Linked DNA regions of Mus musculus: regions 1 and 2 are each linked to region 3. A link is a loop called in an ENCODE intact Hi-C map of the cell type or tissue named here. Cell type or tissue: heart. All regions are shown on one strand. Each heading gives the region's core, and the rest is flanking DNA. Links, peaks and the distances in the headings are about the cores only.

Region 1 (6,358 bases), core at 1,359-6,358, 200 kb after region 3:
TAAATAACTGAGCAGACACAGCTCACTAAAGTAACATGGATTTCAGACCTAAAATGACATTTAATCCAGCGTTCCCCTATAATATATAAAGGTACCGGAGCCACAGATCTAATTAAGAAACTTACACAAAGATACAAGACTTTCAGAATCACACCCTGGATTTCCTGAATTCCAGATTCATTCTTTCTTGTTCAGTTCTCCCTGTAGAGGGTCTAAGAAGCTCAGCTATTCAAGCAAAATGCCATGAACATTTTCTCTAGAGTAGATCAGGCGCCATGCCCTCCTAGCAGAAGCCAGTGGTGATCTGACATCACATGAAATGACCCTTTAAAGTTTATTTTTACAGCAACACCTTCCTGTGTATTCTGGTGGAAGAAAACAAGCTGTACAAAGTTTTCTAGGTGTGCACTGCAGCCAAATCTGAAGATGTGCCTGAGAGTCTTAGTGGGCTTTCACAAGTTTGTGGTATATGTTTCAGAGAGGTCTAACATGTTCATTGCTTAGACAGTGGTCTATGCTCTGGAAAGATAATTGGGAATAGCTCGTGCTATTCTAAGAGGATGTAGAATGAAATCTCTCTCTCTCTCTCTCTCTCTCTCTCTCTCTCTCTCTCTCTCTCTCTCTCCCCCTCTCTGGGTTAGTATTTTCTGGTGAACCAGTGCAAGCATTGTAGGTGACATGAATAGCAAGTGCAAAACCAAACAACCAAACAAATAAAGCAAGCACGCAGTCTGTAAGAATGAGCTGCTTGGGTTAGGCCAAGGAAGTTCCTCAGCTATTCAACCCATGTCACATAAATCTCGAACTTCCCTGGGAGATTTGAGAGCTGACATCAGCCTCCATGTGAGGTCCTGAGGTTCCATGTATACATATACAAGACTAATCACTTTACTGTGTCTCCCTCACTGCCCACCACAGCACTGTCAACCCATGATCATAGAAGATGGTGAGAGCCAACTTTGATCTAATCATGAAATGGATCATGGACTGTGGCTCCATACAATGAAACTAAGCACCTGCTTCTGCACAGGTTTCACCTACAAAGGAGCTGTTGTGGCACAGCAAACTGGTGAATTCTGGAGACCCATGTAGATGGAAGGTCAGGACTATAGAAGGACCAGAAAAAGCCTTCAAGGAGGCCATCAGAGCCTTACAGCAAATCAAGAGGCTCTTTTGGTAGGTGTGAGGAGGGCTAAGGAATAGATTCATATTTACTGATTTTATTGACCTAAAATCATAGTACTACTTGAAAACCACAAGACAAATTAAAAAGAAATAACAACCTTGAGAGAAAATATATATATGTATGCCTGAAAAATCTGACTGGACATGAAACATAAGAGTGTTAGATTTAATCAACTATTTAAAAACATATATTAGTGTAATATTTTATTTTTAATCTACTGATTTGGGGCACTGAATTACTCCCTGTGTTGGGAATTTTGTAGCAACACTAATGAACTCTATGTACCTTAGCCCTGGTTTTCCTATTAGAGATCACGTTTACTCCTCAGTGAAATATAATTTGTTAGTGTTTCAGTGTTTAAGACTGCATCATGACAGAGAAGTTCCTCTGGTTTGCTACATATTCTCAAAGCTGGCGATCTGATCTGTCATCCATCATCAGATCTACACTTTATGAGTATTCTCTTCATGTTTGGGAGGGATTTGCTTCAGCTTCCTCTACTTATTGCTGGGACAATTCCCCGTGCTGTCTACTCTTTTCTTTCCCATCTTCAACTAAATTACATTGTTCCTCTGTATCTAGAATCACTCCCCCCCCCCCCCCGCAGACACTTTTACACAATGGCTGCCTCACAGACTGTTCTGATTTGTAGCTTCCTGTTCCCATTTATAACAGGCATAGCGACCCTTTTATAATTGCATTCAATAAGGTTTCTTCTTGGATTCTTTCTCTGATTAAGTAATGGCTTAGGAGCCAGGGATCGGCAAGTAAAGTCTTTTTTTCCCCAGAATTCACATTATCCTTAGGCCATTTTAATCTACTTTGTCAGCCCTGAGAAAAGAGATCTCCATTCAACCCTGGACTTTCTAGAAGTCCTCACCGAGGGACTTCTGGAACCAGTGCTACTATTCTAAGATTAGGAGCTGACAATCGGTCACTCATATCTATCAATACCTGCCCCCTGTCTTGGTTTTTGTGCTGTCAGGCTTGAGGTTTGGAGTCCCTTTCCCCACTTTCAGGCTCTCCTAACATGGGAGGGGGTGGGGGTCCTCTTGCCTTCAGTTTAGAGCATGAGGGAGTACATTCCTAAGTGGAGATTTCTGGTTTCTTTGGAAACTCAGTTGTGTCACATAATGCTTTGCTGGAAGCTGTCGTGTGAGAGGACGTTTTGTTGGAACAGGCACATGAGAGGTTATTTTGCTGAAGAAGACACAGGAGAGGGCATATGGTATTTTGCTGGCACTGGCGCACAACCCCATTGTACTATCAACCATCTTTCTCTCCTACCTGTGGTTAGTGGACTAGAAGGGAGGTTGAAACATTTAAAAACCCTAAGTAAAGAAGGGTTTGAAAAATCTTAGCCTAGATGTTTAGAAAGAAAAAAACGTAACCCCACAGACAGTGAGAGGATGCCCTTCTACTGCTACACCTCGCAATGCTTTCCTGGTCTTGGCTAGCTATGCATGCTTTGCTAGTCTTCGCTGGTCTTCACTTTGTAGAGAGAAATGCACAAAAGAAGTTGTGGAATTCCAGCTAATTCTTGCTGTTTCCACTGACTCGTGCCAATTCGTTGGAGTACTGCTGTTTCTTCCAGATCAAGCTGCTGCTACTGATTCGTGTTTGCTATTGGACTGGACTGCTGATGTCCTGACAATGAAGATTGGAATTGCCCCCAAAGAACTACTTCTAAACAGGCCCACAACCCCATTGTCCTATTAACTATCTTTCTCTCTTACCTTTGGTCGGTAGATTAAAAGGGAGGTTGAAGCATTTAAGAACCCTAAATAAAATAGGGTTTGAAAAATCTCAGCCTACAATACCCTTTATCCATAACTCTACTGACATCCGATGTTAATCTTTATGCACAAAATAAACCCAGATAAAGCAGGCTGCCTCCATCCCTCTGCATTGATGGAAATGTGACCTCTGAACAGAGCAGATAAAGATGGTCTGGAGGAAGGTCATGTGACAAGCATTTGTCAGGGGGCAGCCTGGGCACAGAGGAGACTCCAGAATCTCTAGGGATTCAGAGGATGGTGAGAACTGTTTCCCTAATCCTTGTCCCTGTGACTTGGGGATAGGGCCATCTGTAAGATGGGGCCCAATTGTTACCTATCTTCTCTCTTGGAGCTTAAGCTGTTGGCATCATGATTGGTAACAGATCTCCCAGAATTAATTAGTGTTCTTTTCTATTTTTATCACTGGCTATTTTGTTTGTAGTTTTTCTCAGATTTACACTGTATTCTTTGTATTGGGGGCTTCAGGGATGAGGAGACATGGCAACACCATTAGATCGAAGTCCTAACTTCTGTTCCTCCCATCTGGACCCAGTCTCTACATCTGTACGTGAGCACCCAGATTCATGAGACATCTGAATCCAGGCAAATGCCTCTTTCCCAACCCTCCCTGGTTGCTGCAACCCCCCTCCAGTCTTTGTAATGGCTGGGTGTTGTTTAATTCAGGGAAGCTCTTAGTTCAGCGCAGGGAAAGTAGACACAAGTGAATGGTCAAGAAGAGGGTGCCAGTTATTCAGCTCTGGATCAAAGATCATCCAAGCCATGAAAGGGTTCTATGAAATGAACAAACATGAACTTTTAGTGCCTATGAGAGGAGATGATCACCAAGGTTAACAGCTATAGCAAATGCTAAAACAAAGAGTGAATTCTAAAGGTGTAGACAGGAAAATAGGAAACAACCAAGAAAGGTATTATTCTGAGGGCTGGTAACAGTGGTACAAAGCCACCATCCCTTAATATAAAGGAGCGAAGAGAAAGCTTGGTTTCAGAATAATCAGTTTTTTATTAGTCAAAAGCTACTTTACCTTCATTAAACATATGAGCAATGCTAAAAAGTGTGGTTTATATTATGAGTCCTTGCTTTTAGTGGTTAAGTGGCATCTATTAATTTGATGAGAATTAATTAAGCATTGATTGAGGAATAAGCTAAGTATTTGAGACTGCTGGAGTAGAGAAGTCTGAGGGAAGTACATTGTGGGACTTCTGCTAGGGATGCCTGTGAACCAATGCCAAGTATGCAACCCTGCTCACGGAGGGGGCAATTATATGTCCTTGTTTGGCTCAGGGCTGAAGCCTAGCCTGGCTGGAAGGCAGTTGGCTTCAGCCCAACATTACTGCATGCCTGCCCTCTCGGGCCCCACTTCTAGCAGGTCACCAGATCTGTGTTGCCACCTAGGAACATTTGAGAGAGCTGTGAGCTTCAGAAGGTGAGGCGCTGGGGCCAGGGTTGGGGGCAGGGAAGGCCAGCCAGGCAGGGTGGCTGGAGAGTTTTGACAGCCTAGAGAAGAGCCCCTGGGATCCCATTCTTGCAGACGTGAGCCCCCCAGGCAGGCGCCGGGTGGATAAGCGTGTAGACAGCCCGGCCAGGCCGGCCTGTGACGCTTGCCAGCACCTGCAGATAGCAGGGAAATAATTGGCACATGTTTAAAAAAAAATTAAAAACCTCTTGGATGTGAGTATTTTCTAACAGCATCTGGCGGGAGTGCCTGGAAGGAATTTAATCAGCGAGAGTTGTTTAAATCGGTCTACTCGCTCGGCCCCAGCGAGGCTCCTAATGAACTCGGTATCATGTGCCACCCCTGCCTGCTGAGGACATTCAATTTGTTAATTCTGCAGCTGGTGAGAGAGGTCAGATAGGAAAGTGACGATTGTTTTCTGACGTCCCAACCCCTGCTCACATCTTTCTAATTAATCCTTTTAGGAGACATGGGAAGATTAAGAAAGAGAAAAGGTGAGGGAAACAAGCAGGAGAGAATTTGATGGAAAGTCAGCGCTGCCTTTCCTGGATGGATCTGGCGAGCTGGGGGCGGGGAGAAAACCAAGAGCTGAGAAGGCTGCTAGCTGTACTTCCCACACAAAGAAAAAACAAATACTCTGAAGAGATAGCCCCTTGATACTCTCCCATCGTGGCTGTTTTAAACAGGAATGGAGGGGACATGGTCTCCATCATGGTCTTGGGTAGAACTTCAGGGCGTCATTGAGGTATGAGATCTCCTGAGCAGTGAGAGCCAGGCAGAAACCTATGCAACATGCACTGAAGGGCCTCAGTCATCCCAGTTTTGTGAAAATAGCAATTTGGAAGCGCTGGAGTTTCTCTAGCACTGCAGTCCTGAGTCTCTTGCCTTTTGCTCTGCCTTTTGGATCTATTTTCCCTTCTGCTGGACCTGCTGTTTGCTAATGTGTCAAACCCCTGCGGCCCTCAGCCATAAGTCCGCCTGTCCTTCAAGTTGGGGTAGCCCCAAAAGGTGTGTGTGTGGGGGGGGGGGGAGTAGCCTAGGCTGCCTAGTACTATCTCTCTTAGATGTCCTTGTCACTATTTACAACTTTCAAGCAAATGCCTCTCGAATTGTCTTGATGGATATCACTTCTGGTCCATCAGGGGCAGACACTGGGCACCAAGTATGCATGCCAGTCTACATCCCCAGGAAGCCTCACACCCTACAGAACTTTCACTAATGATTAGACACAGTCATCATTCAAATGTTTCCTAATTCAAATGTTTCCTGTCATTGTGCTTACATGTGGGGAATCAGAGATGATTCAGAAAGTGTCAGACCTCAGGGTTCTCAATTTAAGGATGAAGAGTCTGGGAAGGCCTCTCCAGGTTCTTGGAAGATTAACAACCAGAAAACAGAGAAAATCTCTACCCGAAGAAAGGATAGCAGGGTCAGCAGCTTGAAGGCAGGACCGCCAGGCATGAAATCTGCTAGTTAGCGATGGTAGTTGTTATACCAAGTCCAAGGTACTCAGAGCAGGTGTGAGAAGTCTGGGAGTGCACGGACGGGAGTCATGGGGTGCAGAGGTGAGAGTTGGGGAGTCCATTGTCCATAGAGTACAGCTTGGAAGAGAACAAGGTGAGAGCCACCCTGAAAAAATGTTACTTTGATTTAAGAAGGCAAAGAATAGCAAGTGTTCTTTAATCTGGTGCTTGAAGAAAAAAAAAATGGCACAAAATGTGCAATCTCTGTCTTAAAAATAAGGCTCTGATCCTTTGACTGCAAAAAGTTGGCCCTTAACTATCCTGGAGGCCTCTCTGTCCAGGGCCCCCATCATGGATAATGCCCAGTCTCCAGTCTTGCACAGAAACGGGAACCCACAAAGTTGTTTCCTGTAAATGTGGGCACCTTCCCGGGGACAGACAGGGTAGGAATGAGTT
Region 2 (6,361 bases), core at 766-5,765, 120 kb after region 3:
TGTAGCAGCTGGGACTGTAGGGCAAAAAGCAGAGAAATCCCAGCAGAGAAAATGAGTCCTCACTCCCGCATTAACTCAGTTTCTTCCCACTCATTGCTTTCTAAAGATGAATAACAACTTTATGAACATAATTAATCAGGGGAAAATCAGATTTAAAGAACTACATTCCCTGTGGCATGGAGCACAGCAAAACCTGGTAATATCAAGAATGTTATGTGTGGCAAGAGAAGATGTTGGAGAACTGTAGCATACATACATACTGGACTACTACACAGCACTGAAAAGGAAAGAAATCCTGTCAGCTTTGAGCGTGGTTGAGCTTGGCTTGATGGTTCTCTTCATATTAAACCATAGAAGCAAAAATCTTCTGATTTCTAATTCACATTTCTTTGTGGTTACCAAGGGCTTAGAGTAGTGTTTAGAAAAAGAAGAAAACAAAATGACAACAACAAGAAAAAAATGGCATTGCAAGATGAGGAGAAATCCTGAGATGTGCTGTCCTAAAACTAGTGAGCTATGCACTTAAAATAGCTGAAATGGTATATTTAATGTAGGTTTTTAAACAAAAGAAAAGGAGGGCAGAGAAGAGACACCAAGACAAGAGGAGAAGGACATGGTGTCTGAGAGAGGTGGTGGGGAAGAAGAGTCCATGCTCTTAACAGATGCAGCAAAGGCTAAGACCTTAATCTAAAACCACACACACACACACACACACACACACACACACACACACACACACACACACACGCATGCACGCTCACTCACATGCACGCACACACGTGTGTGCACACACACATTCACACCCTTTCTTTCAAGTAAACTACAAATTAGGGACAAAACTTGTTAAATGTAAAATTTCTCCAATGTAAAAGTAAGCCAGTCAGTCCTACAGGTCATGTTCTCAACCAAACTGGATCAACACAGAGTTAAAAAAAAACTAACTATAAATGGTAACTTGCCTAGCTTTTTAAACCCACTCTGTCTATGAATACTTTAAAAAAAAGGCCATATTCTTACAAATACTACTTAGCCATTTGCTTTGAATATATCATTCAAGATTTTTGGAATTTGGTCAAGAGTAATTGCCCCATTAAAAATAATTAGAGAATTACAATAACAGTGAATTCAAACCGAAAAAAAGATAAAGAATTAAAATGTAGAAACAGAAAGTTAGTAAAGGCAGAAGTAGAAACTATTTCCAAAAGAATAATAGTAAGAAACAAAATCTGCTTTTTTGAAAAGATGAACATGGACAAACATGTAGCATCGACAACTTAGCCAGAGTGACGTAAAGAATGCTGGTAACAGGGAGCATGGCCTGTGTAGAGGAGTTTGCAGTGCCACACCTTGTCAACCTCTGACTGGACAATCCACACTCACTCCAAACATCAAATGAATTTCACTCAAAACGAAGTGTAAGAGTAAAATTTAGATTAACTTAGAGCAAAGCGGTACAATATAAATCCAATTAATTGTATCATGTTAAAAAAAAAAACAAACAAACTTCTATATAAAAGGGGAATGGAAAATGACATATTAGCAAGCAGTTCTTCGACTAAATGTCCCTGAGTCTTATATATAACATATATGATGATATCAATAGAAGCAAATTTAATAAGACTGCTACTGCAAAAGCCATATGAACAGAGTCTAAGTATCTGGAGTCCTTAGCTGGAGTTGGTGTGTCCACTTAATAACGACACACTTTTAACTTAATGAATTGAGAATCTCCTGGCCTCAGCAGTCTTCATTGCCTGTAATCCTTTGTGTGGAGTGGAGTCTCATTGCTGCACCCTCCCCGGCCCCCTCCCAGGCCCCCTCCCCAGCCCTAGCCCCCTTTCGCATGTCTGTTGTTCTCTTTGCTCAGGTCACGGTTAGGCATTTATGTCAGTGTGATGTAGTTATACTATAATCTCAATAAGTGAAATAAATCATTTTTAAAAATGCTTATAGCATTAAAACTAAGAATACTATGCCCAATTAAAAAAAAAAAAAGTTCTTGAGGTAACAACTTTAAGAGCATGCTTAAAAGAGATAAAAACAATCATATTTAAAGCTATAAATTCCATGTGGCACAGGAGACCTTGTTTGTTAGGACTGTGTAGTATGTGTCTCACGTAGCAGTTGAGGTTAGCTATAAAATATTTTCTTAAAATTAACGCATGATTCTATTATAATTTTAGAAATTTATACCAAGGAAATCACCTGACAAATGTGCAAATATTTTTGCATAATAATTAAAGTTTTAAATCCTGTCCTCAGCACCTGACTGAGGGACCCTGGGGGAAACTGCCTTCCTGACCCTACCCCTATTCCCCTCTCTCCCACCCTCTCTCTCTCCCTCCTTCCCTCTCTCCCTCTCTCTCTCCCTACTTCTTCTCTCCCACCCTTCTCCCTATCCTCTCCCTCTTCCCTTTTTTTCTCCCTACCTTCTGACTGCAGACTCTTATAGCAAGTCTCAGCAGTGCCTTGCTAAAATGCTCTCCCACCAAGGCAGAGTGTACCCCCCAAACTGTGAGCCAGCATAAACCATTGCCTACTTGCTTCTGTCAGAAACTTTGTCATAACAATGACAAAAGTAGTTGATTAATAGTAAACTCTCATCTGTTGTTAAATATGTAGATGTTCACTGAGTGGGTGTTTGCATAATTTTACATGTACACACATGTATTTCCCTGTCAGTACTTTGGTTACTAGTTGGTGATATTTGGGAAAGTTACTTTGTTGACATTCTCAATTTCCATTCTGCAATTTGATGTGTTATTTTCAAAAAGAGGAGAAAGTAAATAAAACCAGAGACAACCTTTTTATAAAGTATATGCCCTGGTCACGTCTGAACTCCATGTTTCTATAACATTCTATCTCGAGTGTTGGCACATTCACTTTTGCTTCTCTTGCTTTGCTTCCTTTTAAGAGAAGACACTGCTGAGGTCTTAGCTCCTTGTGCAGAGATTTTTACATTGTGATCACCACGAGCTATGGTTGTTCCAAGGAAGACAAGATGAAACAAGAAAGAGAGTGAGAAAGGGAGAAAGGGATGTGAAATGGGAGGGAGGGAGGAAAGAGAAATGAGGCAGAAAATGAGAAATGATGAGAAGGGACAAAGAGAAAAATGGAATGGAGGGAAAGGGAGAAATAAGGAGAAAGACAAGGAGAAAATATAGGCAATGGGGAAGAGGAGGGACATTCCGTCAGAGCCATCACTTCTGCCCAAGTCTAGGATTAGAAACCAAAGGCACAGCCGCAGTTGCCGTCTCTATCCTGTCCACATCTCTGCCGTTTGGCTCTCTTCCTGATACCTTTGATGCTGTTGGGTGAACCAGACGTTTAGGGCTCCAACCGCTAGAGCCCAGTCCAAGAAAAGCTTTTCCAGAAAGGTACTGTGCTCTTTGCAGATGTTTGCTAACACATCAACAGCTGGAACACTACACAACACACTCCGTCAATCATTAGCAGACATTACCTAATTGATAAGGCTGTCCCTCCGAATAGCCCCGTTCCCAGTTCTGTGTGACACACAATCACATTCTATCCCCTTTCCCCGTGACGTCAAGATTTTTTGGCTTGGCTCTTGGAAGGGAACTTTTCTACCCAAGATAAGTTGAAATCTGGGGACAGAACCATTCCCACAGGATCCCCACAGCCACATTCTCCCACCAGCTCCATCTTCCTGTTCATGGTATGCTCTGTTCTAACAGTGAGGCTCCTCCATGGGCCTCTCTGAAGCTGATGGCGGTGCAGCTGCAGCTCCTCACCAGCTCCCTGTGACAACGGGAAGCAGATTGGAGGCACCAGGCGCTCGGTGTCAATGGATGTGTACACATGAACTCCAAGGCTGGGACCATTTCTCCCTCTCTTCCTTTGGGGCTCCCCCTACACAGTTTTACAGCAACACTGAAAATGTCCATCTGGTTTTTTGCTGGCAATAAGCATCTCATGATAGCTTTCACTGACAGCACTTGGAGGCAGCCCCTGGATCCAAAGAATAGTCCAGCTACCCTGGACACTCGCAGTCAGCTCTGGCAAAAGCATGGAGAAGCTGAACTGAGTTGAGTACAGGGAGACCTACAGTCACTGGCTGCAAGCGGCTGCTGAGGGAGCTTTGATTCAAAGTTTGTCCCTAGCCCTGGAGTTTAAGGGAAGGACACATAATAGTAGGAACAAGAACATGTTTTATTTTAATTAAACAAAAACTTCACCTATGTTATCTATGTCTTGAACTTAATGAGACCAGGAGAGGGCCCTTCAGAGGTGCAAGCTTTATTTTGTCTATATTTTGCTCTGCAGGCACGAGGGATTTAGAGACCACACCTGGGTTACATGTTTGGATGGCCCCCGTGTTTTCATTTGGTAGACACTAATTCTGTCCCTCGTTAAGGCCTGTGGATTTAAGCAGAGCTGTCTGAGATGCAAAGCCATACTGAGTGCCCAGTGTTCTAAAAATCTGCTTGAGGGGCAAAACTCAGGGTCATCTAACTAGCCCTGGGCTTTCTTCAGGAGCCAAAAGCCTCAGGAGGGGAATTGACGATGTAGGAGGCTGCCAGCAGTCTTGATCCAAAGGCTAGCCATTTGTGACAGAAGCATACCCTTTGTAGGTCTGTGTCAAGAAAGGGAACATTGGCCTGCTTTCAGCTCTAGATCAAGAAGGCCATAAAGGTGACTTCACCCTCTAGACCCCCTGTTCAAGTCTTATCACCTATGCTGAAAAAACTTCAGAAAAATTCTCCATGAAGACTACATTTCTGCCAGAAGGTTTCTGCTAAAATATATCTCTGTGGAAAGATATGGATCTAGACTAGGTATCACACCCTCTGACTTACTGACAGAGGCGGTGGCTCTGATTGTTGAACAGGACCAGCACTTGCTCCACAGTTGCTCCACAAGAGTCACTCCCTTTGGTGGCTAAAGGGTACTTTCTTAGGGTTTCTATGGCCGTGATGAAAAACCATGACCAAATAGCAAGATGGGGAGGAAAGGATTCTTTTGGTGTCTTGAAGAGACACTACAATCACAGCAACTTTTATAAAGAAACACATTTCATTGGTGCTGGCTTAAAATACAGAGTTTCTGTTAGTTCATCATCATCACAGTGGGAAATATTGCAGCCTGTAGGCAGACATGGTGTGGGCCAGGAATCTGAGAGTTCTACGGCCAGGTTGCCAGGCAGCAGGAAAAGACTGAGACACTGGGCCTGGCTTGAACATCTGAATCCTCAAAGCCCCAAGTCCTGTGGCATACTTCCTCCAACAAGACTATACCTCTAATAATGCCACTCCCTGTGAGTCTGTGGGTGCCATTTTCATTCAAATGACTACAGTCAGCTCACACTTCCACATCACTGTTTATCACCTAAGGAGGTCAAGACAGGAACTCAAACAGGACAGGAACCTAGAGCCAGAAGCTGATGCAGAGCCCATGCAGGAAGCCTCTCATGCTTGCTGGCTTGTTCAGCCTCTTATAGAATCCAGAACCACCAGCCCAGGGATGGTACAACCTACAAAGGGCTGGATCCTCCTTGATCAATCACTAATGAAGAAAATTCCTAATTGCCTGGTCTTATGAGGACTCTTTTAATTGAAGATTTCTTCCTCTCAGATGACTCTAACTTGTGTCAAGTTGACATAAAATTATCTAACACAAGTATCCCTCCTCAATGCACTGCATGGTGATAGAGGAGGCCTGGAAGGATCCATCTTGTCTTAGCTCTTCTATCTCATACCTCCTCCACCATGCATCTCCAGGTCTGAGGCCTTGGACAAACACGAATCCTCTCTATATCACTGGCTTTCTCTAACAAAACCTTGACTTGGTGGCATTCTCTGGACATGGCCTGGTTTGAAAGCTTCCCACCCGTGCCATCATCCAGCCCTAGCTATATATCAAAGCAGAACACACAGAGCTGTCTTCTCCTCTTCAAGAATTTCACTTCTGGGGTCAGCATGGGGGTGGGAAGAGAACACCCTGCAGTTCTACTTGCAGTCACCTGGGCACAGGAGCAAAATTGTTGGAATCTTTCGTTTCACAGGATCCAGTGGAGACGGAACTGAGCAAACCTCTACTTTCATATCTCATTTTCTTGAAGAGAACACAGCCCTAACTCCACAGAAAATAAACACACACAGCTAATCTCCCTCAGTGCTGGGACAGTTTGTTGAAATTGGTGAAATGATGCAGACCTCACTTTGCGGCATGATAAGAGTTCTAAGTCCAGCTTTCTGGTTATGAAACAGAGAGTGGGTGACTGCACAGCCTCTGATAATTTAAAATGAATCCTTGTTCTCTGACACACATACTTTCCTATTGTGTGCTGTGCTGTACACAGGCAGAGCTCATTTGTTGACCATGTTTTGTACACACACAC
Region 3 (5,000 bases), core at 1-5,000:
CCAAAATGAGATGGGGGTATTAAATTCCCTAAGTACAAGGATAATGATCGGAAGCCTCAGCAGGTCCAACTTGGACAGTAGTAGCCAATGCTCTCTCTAAATAATCAGGATTTGTTGGCTTGCTCACATTGCCTTCGCAGATCTTGACTTAGGTGGAAGTTAGGAGTTCTTATTCACACTCATTTCCCTGTCTTACATCTCCTTGGTACCACTGTTGTTTTGGACTTTAGTAATCTCCTGTCACTGTGTAAACTCCTTAGTTTCCCAAGCCCCTTTCTTCTCTAGTGTTTATCTTGGATGTGAAATGTATTAGAGTTGGGAAGGGATAGCGAAAAAGAAAAAAGTGATGACTTTTTTCAACTGTCTTAACTTAGCTACTTGATTTCTGATAGTCGGCGATTAGGGTGTGCGATAATTATTACCAAGGCCCTTAGAATAGCAACTCATTTTCCCTGGGTTGTAAGGGTTTTCAGAACCCCTATCCTGAGCAGTTGCTTTTATACAACTCTCGTGTGCTCAAGACACCCTCACCGCTCATCTCTCTTTAATCTGTGCCTAGTTTCCTCTGTAAAGAAAACAGTTTTTATAGAGACAGTGTTAAATTTCGAGGAATTTGGGGAGGCCTTGCCAGTCTCAATTGAAAATCGCAAGTATAAAATGGGGGTTCCTGACCAAAAAAAAAAAAAAAAAAAAAAGCCGGCTCTTGCGTGGAAAAACCGGCCTATTTTATAGTCCTTTTCAGACATATTAAGACTGTTAATTGTGATAGAAAAATTAAACTGGCTTCTTGTGAAGTCTCAGAGTCTTTGATTCCAAGCGCAGGCTTGGGTGTTATATACCACCGTGGATCCCGAATCTTAACCCTTACTTGTCCTTGAATTTGTTTTCATTCAAACAAACAAATTTGTACAGCATTCATACTATCTAAGTGATGTCGAGATTCCAAGAAACTGGGGAAAGCGAATACAAACACAAGCCGGTAGTGAGAATTCACTACCTTTAATTGATGGTGAAGCCTCCAAAGAAAACTTGAGAGGAAAAGAAAAAAAAAAAGTCTTTCTCCCAGGACCGAATTCTGGTCCATACTCTGAGACTTAGCAGTAGATCCAGACGGTAGAAAAAGCCACCTTTGCTTCCCGCGGAGCAAACTGCCCGCACCCGGGAAACAGATTAGCAGGGCCCATACTGACTGCCTAGTACCCCGACTTACCCAGGGGTTTGATGGTGTTCTCTGCTGCCTCCTTCTCCTTGGGGCCGCCGCTGGACATAAGCGCGGCGATGGAGAAGGCATTGGCTCGAGAGGAGAGCTGGGGCTTGGGCGACGCCGTGAACTCCATGGTTCCCAGCGTGCGGTCCTGCTCAGGAACCTGGACTGACAAACCACAGTCCAGCTTCCCCAAAGGGAGACAAAGACCCGAAACTGCAGCTCAAAGTTCCAGAGAGCAAGCAAAGCGGAACTGGGGACCCCCCCGAAGCGTCCGTTCCCAGGTTTTGATGGCCTCTCCAGTCCACTAGAGCAAAGCAGGGGAGCCGCAGAGACTTCGAACCAGCAGGAAAGCAGGGTGGGGACCAGCCGGGAACTCAAAACTGTAAGCCCACTGCGCAAAACGCGGGGTCCCCAGCACCCACGCCGAGTTCTCCCTCCCTTCCCTCCTTGGGTCCGCTGAGTGGCCCAAGTCCGAGGAGGTGACGATCGGCGTGGGACTCTAGAGGGTGCGGAAACCAGGGAGTCGGATCTCCTCTCTGCAGAGCGCAGCAAGGCGCGACCTAAACTGTGCCTAGGCGCCTGCTGCCTCGCGCCTTAATTTGCTGGCGGTGGCCATCCCTGCGGGCAGCAGCCAGTCAGCGTGGTCTCACGTCACTGCTTCCAGACTGTGCGGAGTGGGGCGGGGCCGAGCGGCGCAGGGAGAGAGCGCCTAGGGCACTGCGCCCTCCTGCCTCTGCGCTCCCGGTGGAGAGCCGGAGAAGACGCACAGTGAACAGGGTGGCGGAGCTAGCCGGACCGCCTCCGCCCAGAGTCTCAGATCCCGCAGGAGGGAAGCATGCGCTGTCTAGAGAGGCACTTTCACTGCTACCCAGAAACAGGCATTTGCGTTGCTCTGGACTGAATGTCACCAAAGGAAGTCCTACTGAGTTCCGCATTTTCTACCTTTCCTACTGGAGCTCCCAAATAGTTGAGAAGGGCCCAGTAGAGCAAATTCCTCATCGCTGAGCGGCATTAACCTGGTGACGCAGCACAGTGCCTAGTGCTAGGTCCCCTACTTGACAGTCCCCAAGTTATGTCTCTTTTCACAGAGAGCTGGAGAGGCAGGGCTCTGGGAAAGAATGCTGAGCTGCAGGGTGCCTGTAGGAAGGATACTTTGTTTTGATTTTTTGTTTGTTTTTGTTGATTTTGTTTTTGGCGAACCTGGCTTTCTGCTGTGTGGTGGTTTGTTTCCCTTCTAGTCTGGGTTTTCTATTCTGGAGACTCTGAAAGTAGGGAAGTGGCCTGAAGCAAGGAGGGGGGGTCAGGACTTGGAGCTCTAAGGGGACCATGCGATGCATAGTGACTTTCTGGCTCCTCCCCCGCCCCCCCCCCACACGGAACCATCTATCTGCCTTGCAGACGCAGACTGGGCTAAGGACTTCCCACAGCCTTGTGGAGGGAGTCCTGTTGGCCTTGCTCAGTCTAAATAATTCGAATTCTCCAAATTCGCGGGGTAATCCGCTTCACTCTCAACCATGTAAACTCTAGAGGACACACACACTCAAGCTATACTTGTAAATATTTGCTCTCCTTTCCAGCCAGTTGATCTGGCGATTAGGAACCTCTTGGTAGGTCTTAAGGGGGTAGGGGAGGGGTGGGGTGAAGAACATAAAAAGAAAGACATACCCTGTCTCCCATTGCATCCTCTTCACAGCTCCCGAAACATAGTTATGGGCGAAATCGAGAGCCAGAATAACTATGAAGAACATCCCGTGTAAACAGAATGTTGGCATCTGAGGAAGTTCTGATTTAGACTGGCCTGGCCATCCTGTCTATGTTTGCTCGTTTCAGCATTTGGGTTGTAATGTGTCAATGTTGAGGGAAATTAGAAATTAGTAAAACTGCAGACTTTTCATACTAGAAGGTTTTTTTTTTTTTTCCTTGTCTGGACCAACTACTTTGAAAAGATCGAAGGTGACAAGTTGGCAGAGCAGTGTCTCTTTTTTGCAAGTCTCCCCCATCCTCCAACCATGTCCCAGTCATTCCCCTCTCCTCCCCACAGGTCAGGAATCTCTGGACTCATAAGTGTGTGCAAGTCAGTAGAGAGTATCAGATCTCCTGGAGCTGGGATTACAGGCTGTTGTGAGCCCTCTGTGTGGGTGCTAGGGAGTGAAGTCCTCCAGATCTCTAAAGAGGAGCAAATGCTTTTAGCTGCTCATCCATCTCTCCTGGCCTTAGATACAATGTCTCAATCAAGGTAGTGTTTTCTTTTTATTGTAAGGTTCCCATTGGTTTGCTTCTTGTCTGATTTTTTTAGAGTTTGTCAAGGAAGATGGATTTATTTGAAGAAGAGAGTTTTTGTTTTTGTTTTTTTAATTTGGGAGAGAGAGGTTTACTTAGACCTTGATATAATGTTTCAACTAATGTAGATTTTGTTGGTTGGATCTAGTTTTCAATAGCTCACTGTGTTGTTACACCCTAATTAATAAAACTATTATTCCATCTTATAAGGGGAGGTACTGTCTTTACTACCTTAGCAGCTTAGATTGTTGGAATGGCATCCTGAAAGATACATCAGTTTCAGAGAAGCAGACTGAGCACAGGAAAGCAGAATTGCTGAACTTGCTTTCCCTTTTCCTACAAGTGCCACTGTGTCCCAGTTCTAGGATGTTTGTGGGCAGAAAATCACTCAAAAGCAGAAGAGACTGCGCAAGTGGGAGGAGACAGCAAGCTGAAGGAATTGAAATGAACACTTAAACAAAGCCATAGGCCAGAGGTGAGTCACTTGGGTGTCCCTAAGCTATGCATCTTGTTGGCGTTGAAACGATCATCACAGCCAAACATTACTACAGGCTTATTATACTGGTAAGCTGCTCTCCTCTTAGATCCAATGCCTATATGAATCAATGTGTTGCTATAGGACCTGTAGCTAGTGCTGACAGAGAGGAATCGCCTCAGGGTAATCTAAACCTCCTGCCTAGGGAAGCTGAGGGTAACTAGTCCTGAGGTCCTTTCAAAACCGTCCGGGAGCAAGGGTTAATGCATAAAACCCCCGTGGAGCTAGAACAAAGCAATCACGTTAACACTTCCCTCAACCCCGCCTGGGCTGCTGACAGGCTTGTGTGTTCAGGCTGCTTTCAGACACTGGAAACGGCTTTGGACTTGAGGAAAGCTTTGAGTCTTGACTTTTAACACTTGTTAGCACTGTGGCTATGTGGGCTTCCTAAACCTCTCCAAGCTTTGGTCTCATCATCTACTTTTAAAATGGGACTGATACTTTATTGCTATATGATAGATGGCTTTGTGAATTTAAAAATGTGCAGTGTGTGTAAAGCACCCAACCGTAAGTAACGACGATGACTCCACAGGAGCAAAGCGATGCAGCTATTTAATTATTTGAATTTGAGCTGCATATTCTTGACCACAGAGATATCAGATTGTTCTGGACTATACACCGAAGATTGAGACCACGTAGAGGCGCTTGGACTGCCAAAGACAGCTAAACTTCAGAGCTAGCAGAGCCATTTAAGATTTCGATACTGTCTGGAAGGTCTGGGCAATGTCCCCTAATATAAGGCACGCGCATTAGAAAATTCTCTTTTGCAGTCCCCCTGAGCTCAGGAACTTAAGACAACTCCCTCAAACTGTCTAGGAAGTAATCAGCGAGCCGCTTTCAGCCTAGGTTCCAGAGTTAACGAATGCTCTCTGGACGCTTTGCCGGGAGCTATAGGGACAGATCCCGTAAAAATCTAGCTGGCCGTCCGCAGGCGCGGAGGGTGAGAGCTGCGCCTGGGCGCTGGGCCAGGTACCAAGC

Evidence for each region. Peaks named below come from ENCODE experiments on the same cell type or tissue, not always from the same donor. Only the 100,000 strongest peaks of a DNase experiment are listed, where the experiment ranks them.
Region 1: a loop joins it to region 3, with 4 times the contacts of the local background. A loop is called at or near these places in 7 of 42 quality-filtered maps.
Region 2: it touches region 3 in a loop (2.0-fold over the local background); 3 of 42 quality-filtered maps call a loop at or near these places.

Annotation. Positions count from the first base shown.
Region 1 is chr9:24,969,867-24,976,224 of GRCm38, forward strand. It overlaps E130101E03Rik (RIKEN cDNA E130101E03 gene), which reads left to right and starts at 4,342. Exons shown (of 5, transcript NR_153861.1): 1 at 4,342-4,409; 2 at 4,904-4,933. In heart, for the core only: no CTCF peak of the experiment used is centred there; a DNase peak (open chromatin) is centred at 4,405; H3K4me3 peaks cover 1,200 bases; H3K27ac peaks cover 4,457 bases.
Region 2 is chr9:24,893,232-24,899,592 of GRCm38, forward strand. No RefSeq gene overlaps it. Among named protein-coding and RNA genes, the nearest start is that of Gm40509, 49 kb to the right of the region's middle. In heart, for the core only: no CTCF peak of the experiment used is centred there; a DNase peak (open chromatin) is centred at 3,740; H3K27ac peaks cover 1,374 bases.
Region 3 is chr9:24,772,509-24,777,508 of GRCm38, forward strand. It overlaps Tbx20 (T-box 20), which reads right to left and starts at 1,795. Exons shown (of 8, transcript NM_194263.2): 1 at 1,211-1,795. The coding sequence starts at 1,337. Gm29824 (a long non-coding RNA gene) reads left to right here and starts at 3,216. Exons shown (of 3, transcript XR_870586.1): 1 at 3,216-3,443; 2 at 3,847-3,962. In heart, for the core only: a CTCF peak has its summit at 1,951; DNase peaks (open chromatin) are centred at 1,863 and 4,973; H3K4me3 peaks cover 4,906 bases; H3K27ac peaks cover 4,906 bases.